Linked DNA regions of Homo sapiens: region 2 is linked to region 1. The links are chromatin loops, found by intact Hi-C in ENCODE. Cell type or tissue: Calu3. All regions are shown on one strand.

Region 1 (5,000 bases):
AATAAAAAAATAAAAATTTAGCTGGGCACGGTGGTGCACGCCTGTAATCCCAGCTACTTGGGAGGCTGAGGCACGAGAATCACTTAAACCCGGGAGGCGGAGGTTACAGTGAGTGGAGATTGTGCCACTACACTCCAGCCTGGGCGACAGAGACCCTGTCTCAAAAAAGAAAGAAATCATGAATCCCAGACACTGTGACTGGTGAGCACAAGATTAGGAAAACCTACTTGAGGAGTTCTACAAAGGGTCTCCAGTGGTACCATGAATTCCTTGAAATTGTGGACTTTTTCCTAGAAAAGTTTTGTTTAGCTTTCATCATGATAGCAAGGGTGTCTGTGACCTGCTTGAGGTTGTGAATATCTGAGCTCCTTGAAACCTTAATTTTGCTCCCCTTGCCAGAGTCTGATTTTCTTGAGGAGATCGGCATGGCTTCATCATCTTTTTTTATTTACTGGCACATGAAGTGTTTAATAAAGATTTGTGGGATGAATAAGTCAGTTAACCAATCAAAAAAAAAAAAAAAAACCCAAGCTGCTTCAATAAAATATTTATTGCCATAAAATAGTAAAAAAAAGAAAAGTCAACCAGAAACATAGAAAGCTATATATACACAGATAGTCTCATGCATTTTATTCCCGGGTACTTTCAGATATTTTCCAGAATAGGTGTATAAGTCATGTGAAGAATATCTTAGATTTAAGCAGCAGGTTCATAATCAGAATTTCCATGTGAATAGAAGTTATATAGATGACTGACAGCTTCTTAAACTTTAATGTGCATACAGTTTACCCAAAGATATTTTGAAAATGTTGATTCTGGTTGCACAAGTCAGAGTGAGGGCCTGAGAGTTGCATTTCAAACAAGCTCCCAGGTGATGACCAGCCTGCAGACCATACTTGAAGGAGCAAAGACATAACTGAACAGAGGAAGTGGGTGTTAAGATTCTATTTTCTACTCACCGCCTCACTACCTTTGGGACCAGAGTTTAAATGGCATTTATGGATGAATTTAAGGTAAGGAAAAAGTTCATAACAAAGTGACTGAATGGCTGTGTTGTAGAAATGCCATTTATCTCCTCTATGATCCAGTTGAAAGCCAATCAGATTAGATATACAGTCAGACACAGCTTGATTGGATTTTTCCACATTCCACCTAATTATATGGGTATAAAGACAGCAGATACTCCCCTGGTATTTAGGTTTTTACTGAACAAAACCACAATTTTTTTTTTAATCCAACTGTTCAATATGATCATATTGTCAGGGAGGGTAAAGGATCTTACTCAAAATAAGAATTTCAGGGCAGAATGTTGCATACATTATTTAACAGTGTGTTGCCCTTCTTTCTCATTTGTTCTTTAGTAATATAGCCCCGGGACCTTTATCCCCTTTTCTTTTACCCCAGAAAATTACCAGGTGAAGTTCTATTACTCTCACCTTTCTCTTTACAATTTCTCTATGCTCCTAAAATACATTTACTAAGAGAAGGTGTTCATTTTCATCTTATGTACTTATAACTCCCTACATAACTTTTTAAAGTTTTTGAAAGGGCAGATTTTAAGAGCTTCATACTCTTGCTTCAAGTATACATGTTAATGGGCATCAGTAAAACCAGGGTTTCAGGAGTTTTCTTCTACTAGCAGGATCTTTTATTGAAAATAAATTCCAAAGGTTCTCATTCCTCTTCCCCTGTGATGAATTACTCTTCCACTGTTTAAATTGACAAAAGTTTATTTCTAATGAAAGAAACATTTTAATATTCCAATTGACAGTGTTAAACAATGGCATTCATAGTTTACCCATTTTCTTCCAAAGGAGACTTGGAATGGGCCAAGCCTTCATGTCGGAGAAGGAAAGTGGACTGACCACATAAGCACACAGGAAAGAACAGGAGACAAAGGCTCAGGGACTCTGAGCTTGAATCCTAGCACAGCTTGCAATCCTCACACTGTAGAGCAAGCGGCTTCTCCTATGAGTCTCTGTAAATGGTGGCAACAGTTCGGAGTTAATATGAACTCTGGATGAGTCGTTGGTTCTAGTTCCTACCCCGTCCCATGAGACTGTGACAGGATTTGTTTTTCCTTCGTGACTTCAGCTTCTTTATCTGTGAAAGAGGGAGTTGAGTAAGTTGGTCTGTATTGATGATTACAGTTCTAAAAGTTGATTCTGTGGAACCGGACTGGGACCACTGGAGAATGCAGGTCTACAGGGCACACACAATGTTCAATGAGTGCCTACCCATAACAGGGGTGTGAGCAGCCTTATTTTTGCTTCACCTTTTTAAACTGATTGTTGGATGATAGTGCTGCTGGTAAATTTTGCAACCCATATTCCACTGCTTTTCAGACAGTTATTTAAAAATAAAATAAAACAAAGAAACAAAAGACCCTTGCATCAGGCTTGAGTTTACATATAAATACAGTTAGCTTGGTAGATTAATGAAGAACCAGCCAATACAAAAAAAAAAAATCAGACCATACATAAATATAAGGGAGGAAAAAAGCCCAACAACTCCAAATTTAAATGGAAAACATATTTTTTGACAAGAGAACTACTTAGCACAAGAAAGATATGCCTTAACATTGTGACGTCTTGTCCCAGCATCATGAAGTTATATACTGTATAGGTATTTTTTATTTTTTTGCATTTCTAGTAGCTAAAACCACACATTGCTATACTGTAGCTTTAATGAATGGAGTTTTCAAAAAGTTTCTTTCTTGACTGTTTCCCTGTATTATCCTGTTACAGTATATTGGGCACAAGGGGGCACTGAAAGAGTGAACAATTCCATCTGCCATACTGGAACTACCACACCTAGGTGTTCACCTTTCACTCGGCCACAACTGTGGCAGTGGCTTTCTCCCTGCCCTCCTTCCTTTTTTCTTTTTAATGCCTGCAAGGAATGTGTGTAAATACCTTGGTCACCTGAAGGGAAATTCATTTGACCCATAGATAACATCATCTTACATGGCCTTTCTAAGAATATACATGCCACATCGTCATCTTTCATTCACTAAAATGCCGCACAGTGGTAGCCAGAGTCTACCACTTGCCTACCCGATATTCATATTACCCTTCCTTTTTACTAACAGGATCCTTATGTTGTTGAGGGCAGGTACAACTACATTTCCCCACCTCTCTAGAAGATCATGCTGGGTAATAAGATGGAAGAGGAAGTCTTTGTCTGGGTCATCTAAGAGAGTTATCTAAAGGGGGCCTGCTGAACTAGTAGGAATATTTTCTCCCTTGCTCATTCTTTCTGCTTATGAAATGGATGCTATGGCTGGTTGTTGTAGCAGCCATCGTTCTATTCTGAAACAACCATCAGGGAACCATATGCTAATGATGGTAAAACAGAAGGAAAGAACCCGCTAAGACCGTGGTAGGGCTATGGACTTTCATTTCATCTCTGCACTACCTCCTTTCAACTCTCTTGTTATATGAAAGGAAATATATATATCTGGTTTAATATACTATGATTTGGGACTCTTTAGCATCACAATAAAGGTATTTGAGAATGCAATTCCCAAATGATACATCCCCAAAATACCATAGTTATCAATGCAGATTAATTATATGTAGCAAAGGAATTGAACCAGAGAAATTATTGCACTGAGCTTCTCTACAATCCCATGAAAGATGATGCATTACCGTAGAAAGGCATGAGCTAATAAACATCTTTTAAATTTGATTGGACAAATATAAAATAGCAAGTAGTGTTCACTCGTGGGTAGTCTTTTAGTGAATCCCAGTAAATTGCAATTCTCCTCTAAATTACTGTTGTTTTATCTGCAAAGGTAACTGTCCTTGTTAGTAGCTCATTGGATTCCACACTGGCCACCCCAGCGGGAAGAGCAACAGGGTCAGTGCAAAGCTCTGTCCATCTTCACTCTTCACCGGAATGGGCAGGCAGCTGCACTTCTCAGAATTTCCCCTCTCAGTACCCTGGTCAGCAGCCTCACCCTGAATTCTCACCATACCAACACCCTTAGCAATCACCCCATTCTCATCAGGGACCCTGTCTCCATCCTGCTGGTAAAAGAAGACTACAGAAACCAGCAATCCCAAAGCACCTTCTTCTATGGGGAGATCTAGGCTTCTGTTTATTTTCATCACATTGGTTAACTTATATTTTAAATTTCCTTACAATTTGCACTATTCTTTTTTATGTCTTCTTAGTACATGGAAAATTTAATCTATCACAAAAAGTGTTATTAGTCTGTTTTCACACTGCTGATAAAGACATACCCAAGACTGGGCAATTTGCAAAAGAAAGAGGCTTAATGGACTTACAATTCCACGTGGTTGGGGAAGCCTCACAATCATGGCTCAAGGTGAAAGGCATGTCTCACGTGGCAGCAGACGAGAGAAGAGAGCTTGTGCAGGGAAATTCCTCTTTTTAAAACCATCAGATCTCGCGAGACTTATTCACTATCACAAGAACAGCATGGAAAAGACCTGACCCCAGGATTCAATTACCTCCCACCAGGTCCTTCCCACAACATGTGGGAATTCAAGATGAGATCTGGGTGGGGACACAGCCAAACCGTATCAAAAAGAAAACGAATGAAAACATTTTTTAAGTGTGAATCTTTAAATTATCAAAATGTGGTAATATGTTTTTGGGAATCCAGTAAAAAGACATTATCATTGTGAAATATTAGTCATTGGCTTATGGAATAATCAGGAGTATGAGGCTCCAACTATTAGATAACTTCTGATGGAATGCCCTATTCTACAAGAAAATGACAGTGCCTGGCATTACAGGTCTCTTTTTTTTTATTATTTTCATTTTTTATTTTTTTGAAACAGAGTCTTACTCTGCTGGCCAGGCTGGAGTGCAGAGGTGCAATCTTGGCTCACTGCAGCCTTGACCTCCCAGACACAAGTGATCCTCTAGCCTCAGTTTCCTGAGTAGCTGGGACCACAGGCGTGCACCACCACACCTAGCTAATTTTTTGTATTTATTTGTAGAGACAGAGTTTTGCCATGTTGCACAGG
Region 2 (5,000 bases), 640 kb after region 1:
ACTAGAAATGGAAAGAGTTTAGAGAATACCGAGACAATGAACAAGTCTTTCCAAATAATCTATTTTTAAAATTGCAGGCAGAATTGCAATGTACAGATTAATTTCCTCCTAAAATATAGATGGAGTTTGAAAATAGGAAGAAAGGAAGCCTAAACAAATCAATTTTGGCAGAAGTTAAAACATTCGAAAACAACTTGAATATTCTAGCTGCCCTCTAGCAGGAAATGGAAAAAATGTGAAAGCCTACTAACAATTAATATTAGAGAAGTCAGTGCTTCTAATAAGAATACACACACACACACACTATATATATATATATATATATATATATATATATATATATATATATATATATATAGAGAGAGAGAGAGAGAGAGAGAGAGAGAGAGAGAGAGAGAGTGTCTTGTATTTTATTTTCCTGCATTTGTGTCCTATCCCTTTTATATATAGTAAGCTTTTTTCCAGGAAGGTTTGATTCAGGCTCACTTTCATATACCCACTTCTACCCCTGTGTCTTGCACACAGAAGGCACTCAATCAGTATTTGTTGAATTTATGAGTAAATAAAACAGCAGAAATTTAGTTAAACCATTTTATGATCTGCTACCATCATCATTAATAGCACAACTTATCACTTACCCAACTTTAAAAAAAATTGGAACAAGTCCTCTTAACACTTTAGCACCTTATGTATAAATGACTTGCCAAAAACAAACTGAACTGCAAAGCCTTTAAAAGCAAAATCTGTTCCCTAATGCACTTCAATATCCGCAAATAATTCTGAGGGTAGAGAAATTCGTTGCATAAGGATGCCCTCTGCTGGAAAACACTTTTCCATGAAGCACAAAGGACGAACTTGCTTCATGGGTTCACCTACACTTCACATTTCCTTACCAAAGGAGAAAAAGGCCCACAGAGCCTAAATCTGAAACCCTAATGTGTCAAAAGGCTTGTAAACACTGAGGAGTAATCTTAGAATGCCATTGTTCTCATTTTAGGTAGAGTCATTTCAAAGTAAGGCACAAGAAGAAAGAAATCTTAAAAGATAAACTTCAGAAAGGTGTTCAGGTCCTAGCACTCAGAACATTTCATATGTGCTCAATTTTATCCCATCAATCCTGCCTTTTGAGACTGTTTTTCAGGATTTGTTTAGGATCAGAAGCACTAAGTCCAGTCTCTTGGTTGAATTTCATCTACAGAAATTATATCCTGATATTTTTCCTTATATTTCAGGAGATTGCTCACCTTCTGGCCCAATCTGATCTTAGTAATGCTAAAAGCAGACTAATTATTGACTTTTAAAATCTAGATAGCCCCTTTATTTCTTGTTCTCCCTCTCTTCTCCATCCTCCTTCTGTGTCTCTGTATTCTAGTTGGTTGTTTTATGTCCCATAAATTAATGTTTCTAGGAAGCCTCCTTTGGGGAAGCTGTTCATCTTTTACTGTTCTGCAAGGACACTGAGAAATTCTCTCCTATTAGACTTTGACATCAGTAGCATATGAAGGGTTAAAACCAACAGCCCAGCAGCCATAGCACTAACCAAAAGAGTAGGGGGCAGGAACCACAGGAAGTGCTGACATGGACGTGTCAGAAGTGGCTGGAATGGATAATTTCTTACTTGGAAACAAGTTCTGAGGTTCAGTTAAAACTCTCATTTTCACCTTTGCAATTTGGATTGGAGCAAATAACTGAAGAATAGTCAGCTAGTCTTTAGGATGGGAATAGTGCCTCAGGAGTACCCTTCTAGGAAAAAAGAGGGTCTGTAATGCAAGAACTCAAGTGCCCTTTTTCCCATCTCTCTCATCTCCTATCCTTCGGAACCTTCCTCCTGAGGATGCTCTGACTCTAGCCCACCCACCAATCCCCCTCAGCCCAGTTCCTTGGGAAAGTAAACCCCAGAGTTGCTTGCAAATCTCACAGAGAAGGTGTTCAAATTTTAGTTTAGCTAAGCTGGTGTGATGGTTAACACTGAGTGTCAACTTGATTGGATTGAAGGATGAAAAGTATTGATCCTGGGTGTGTCTGTGAGGGTGTTGCCAAAGGAGATTAACATTTGAGTCAGTGGGCTGGGAAAAGCAGATCCACCCTTAATCTGGGTAGGCACCATCTAATCAGCTGCCAGCATAGCTAGAATATAAAGCAAGCAGAAAAACATGAAAAGACTAGACTGGCCAAGCCTCCCAGCCTACATCTTTCTCTCGTGCTGGATGCTTCCTGCCCTCAAATATTGGACTCCAAGTTCTTCAGTTTTGGGACTCAGACTGACGCTCCTTGCTTCTCAGCTTATAGATGGCCTATTGTGGGACCTTGTGATTGTGCGAGTTAATTCTTAATAAACTCCCCTTCATATATATATATTTCATTAGTTCTGTCCCTCTAGAGAACCCTGACCAATACAGCTGGTTTGGGTTAACATTGCATAAAATTGTACAGAGCCTTTCTGGGGACTGGTCAATAGGATTATTTGGGTAGTATGTTGTTCCTCTCCAGAAAAGGCCAGCTGGATGTCCATCCAAAGGTCTCAGAGGGACACACGGATTGCCTTTGTGAGTATCCTAAAGTGAAGCCTGGCCCTCAGCCCCTTCAGTCTCAGTACCGGGTTTTGTCAGCACACTGGGAATGGATTCACCTGGGAATCACTTGGGGAACTCCAAAAAGTATGGCATCTGAATCACATCATCAGAGATTCTCATTTAATTGATCTGGGGGTGGCCTTCCATTTGGGTGTTTAGAAGCTTTCCCAGGTGATTCTAATGGATTCTAATGGGATTCTCATTCTAATGGCCAATGGCATAGACTCACATTAATCAAGCTCAAGGACATCTTCTCAGTTGACAATGAGAAATCATTGTCATGGGAAAGGAAAGGCATGAATCCATAGGATCATTGCATTCTTTACCTGTCTGGATATATGTGGGAGCTGAATCATAATCAGAAGATGATTTACTGGGGCTGAAATCAGCATAAAGGGGGTTAGAAGAATCAACTGTACTTATAGCCTGCTGTGTCCTCCCTGGAGAAAGAGTCTTGCAAATAGAACCAGAATACAAGTCAGTGAGCTAAAGCTGTGGCTCCCACACAGTGATGTACATCAGAATCATCTGGAGAGCTGATAAAGTGCACAGAAGCCCTGGCTGGTTGAAGTAGAAGAGGATTGGCCTTTGTACATTTACAAAGTTTCCCAGGGTATCATCCCAGGGAAGTGAGTAAGCCTCAGAAAACTGTGGTTTGTATGTTGTTTTAATGTTTCCAAGAAGTATATATTACCCATAAAATTAACAAAAATAAAGCATTTTTCAATGTAGAAGAAGTATTACATATATACAGAAAATCATTAAATTACAGGGAGGGTGGTATTTGATTAGCCACCATAATGATCTGGCAAACATTTTCACATATATTTACAGGGACAGCAGGCAGTGAGCAGCTGAGAGGCTAAAATTTGGACTTTTTGTTCTCATACTGCTCCAGAGCAAGTCTCAGAAGAGAGGCAGTTAATATCTCATACCTGGGTTCCACAGACTCTTACATGTTTAGATGCTGTATAAGGGCTTTCAGGTTATAGAGAGTGAAATGGCTCCATGGCATAAGACATAGCTATTCATAACATGAGTTCCATTGCTTACAGGAAAAGAATCTGAAGATAAACACAATTTTGGAAAACACTAACTTTGTGTCCTGAGATTCTTAGTTGTTTCTGAGTAGTTTATGATTTAAAGATCACACTGCCTAAGAACATTTGTCATCTACTTGTTTCAGCAAATGGTTGATTGTGGTGGGTTTCACTTGGCCCCAGGGTTAGTTCTAGTCACTACCTGAAGATGCCCAAACCACTTTCATCCTTGTTTTGGCATTGGTTTAGCAAGAGGCAGAGATAATGAGGTACAGTTTGGCTAAACTTAAGCATAAAGGGTTTCTCTAATTGACACAAAATGGAAATCCCAGCCTAAGACTTCTGAAAACCGAGATGGGCCTACAGAAGAGCTGGTTGCATGAGGTCAAAGTAGCTACTAGCAGGAAAGTGAGGCTGATGTTGAGGCTGCTGGCCAGAACCTCCCTAAAACAGTAGTAACAGGATTTCTAAGGCATACATCCAAAGGGACAAAGAAAACAGAAGAGATTATAGCAGATAATTAGTTGTTCAGTTTCTAAAGAGCATAAAGTTGGTAGAGCCCATGCACAGCCAAAGGTGAGGTGCCATGTTGAAAACAGAGTCGTTGAGCAAAAAGTCCACAGAGAAAAGAGTAAAAGTCCTGGCTCCCCTTCCCTTCTCAGCAACGAGGATACAGGCAGGCCTGTCTATACCCTCTTCAGCAGGAGAATTGAAATTTATTTACTGGAGAAAGCAGATTTAAATGTATTGATTTAAAAAATCAACACAATTTTTAGAAAATAAACCAACTAATGAGAAAAAACAAACCTAGAGATACTGAGATATAGAGATTTTTCAGTAAAATAGCCCAATCAGATCACCCCACAGTGAAGGCCACCAATCAACAATCCTTACCATGCCTAGCCTCACTCTCAATACAACCAAGAGTCACCTTTGAGGGAAACTTCCACCATGAAAATGAGATTAAAATAAACTAACAGAATAAGAGAACACCAGAGGAAACATGGACAAAGTAGGATGGGGTTCAGGAAAAAAAATGTTTTTCTATGAACTGTCTTGAAAATTCTCATAAATAAGGGAAGGTATTATAGCATCCATAATAGACAGGAATCTATAAGAAGAAACACTTGGGAGTAAAATAAAGGATATCTTAGAATTAAAACTAAGCAGAAATTTTAAAAATCCATAAAGTATTTGAAAAATAAAGATGAGGAAATTTCCCAGAAAACCAAACAAAAAGACAGAAAAATGTAGATAAAAAATAAGAAAATTTATCTGCTCAGGGGAAAAAAAATAATCAAATATTTCCTGATTATTCAGGAAATTTCCCAGAACAGAGAGATATGGGTTTCCACATGGAAAAGGTCCCCTGAGCATCAAGCAAAAT

Evidence for each region. Peaks named below come from ENCODE experiments on the same cell type or tissue, not always from the same donor. Only the 100,000 strongest peaks of a DNase experiment are listed, where the experiment ranks them.
Region 2: it touches region 1 in a loop (6-fold over the local background); 12 of 110 quality-filtered maps call a loop at or near these places.

Annotation. Positions count from the first base shown.
Region 1 is chr20:6,817,571-6,822,570 of GRCh38, reverse strand. No RefSeq gene overlaps it. Among named protein-coding and RNA genes, the nearest start is that of BMP2, 52 kb to the right of the region's middle. In Calu3, no CTCF peak of the experiment used is centred here; a DNase peak (open chromatin) is centred at 2,790.
Region 2 is chr20:6,174,542-6,179,541 of GRCh38, reverse strand. No RefSeq gene overlaps it. Among named protein-coding and RNA genes, the nearest start is that of FERMT1, 54 kb to the right of the region's middle. In Calu3, no CTCF peak of the experiment used is centred here; no DNase peak of the experiment used is centred here.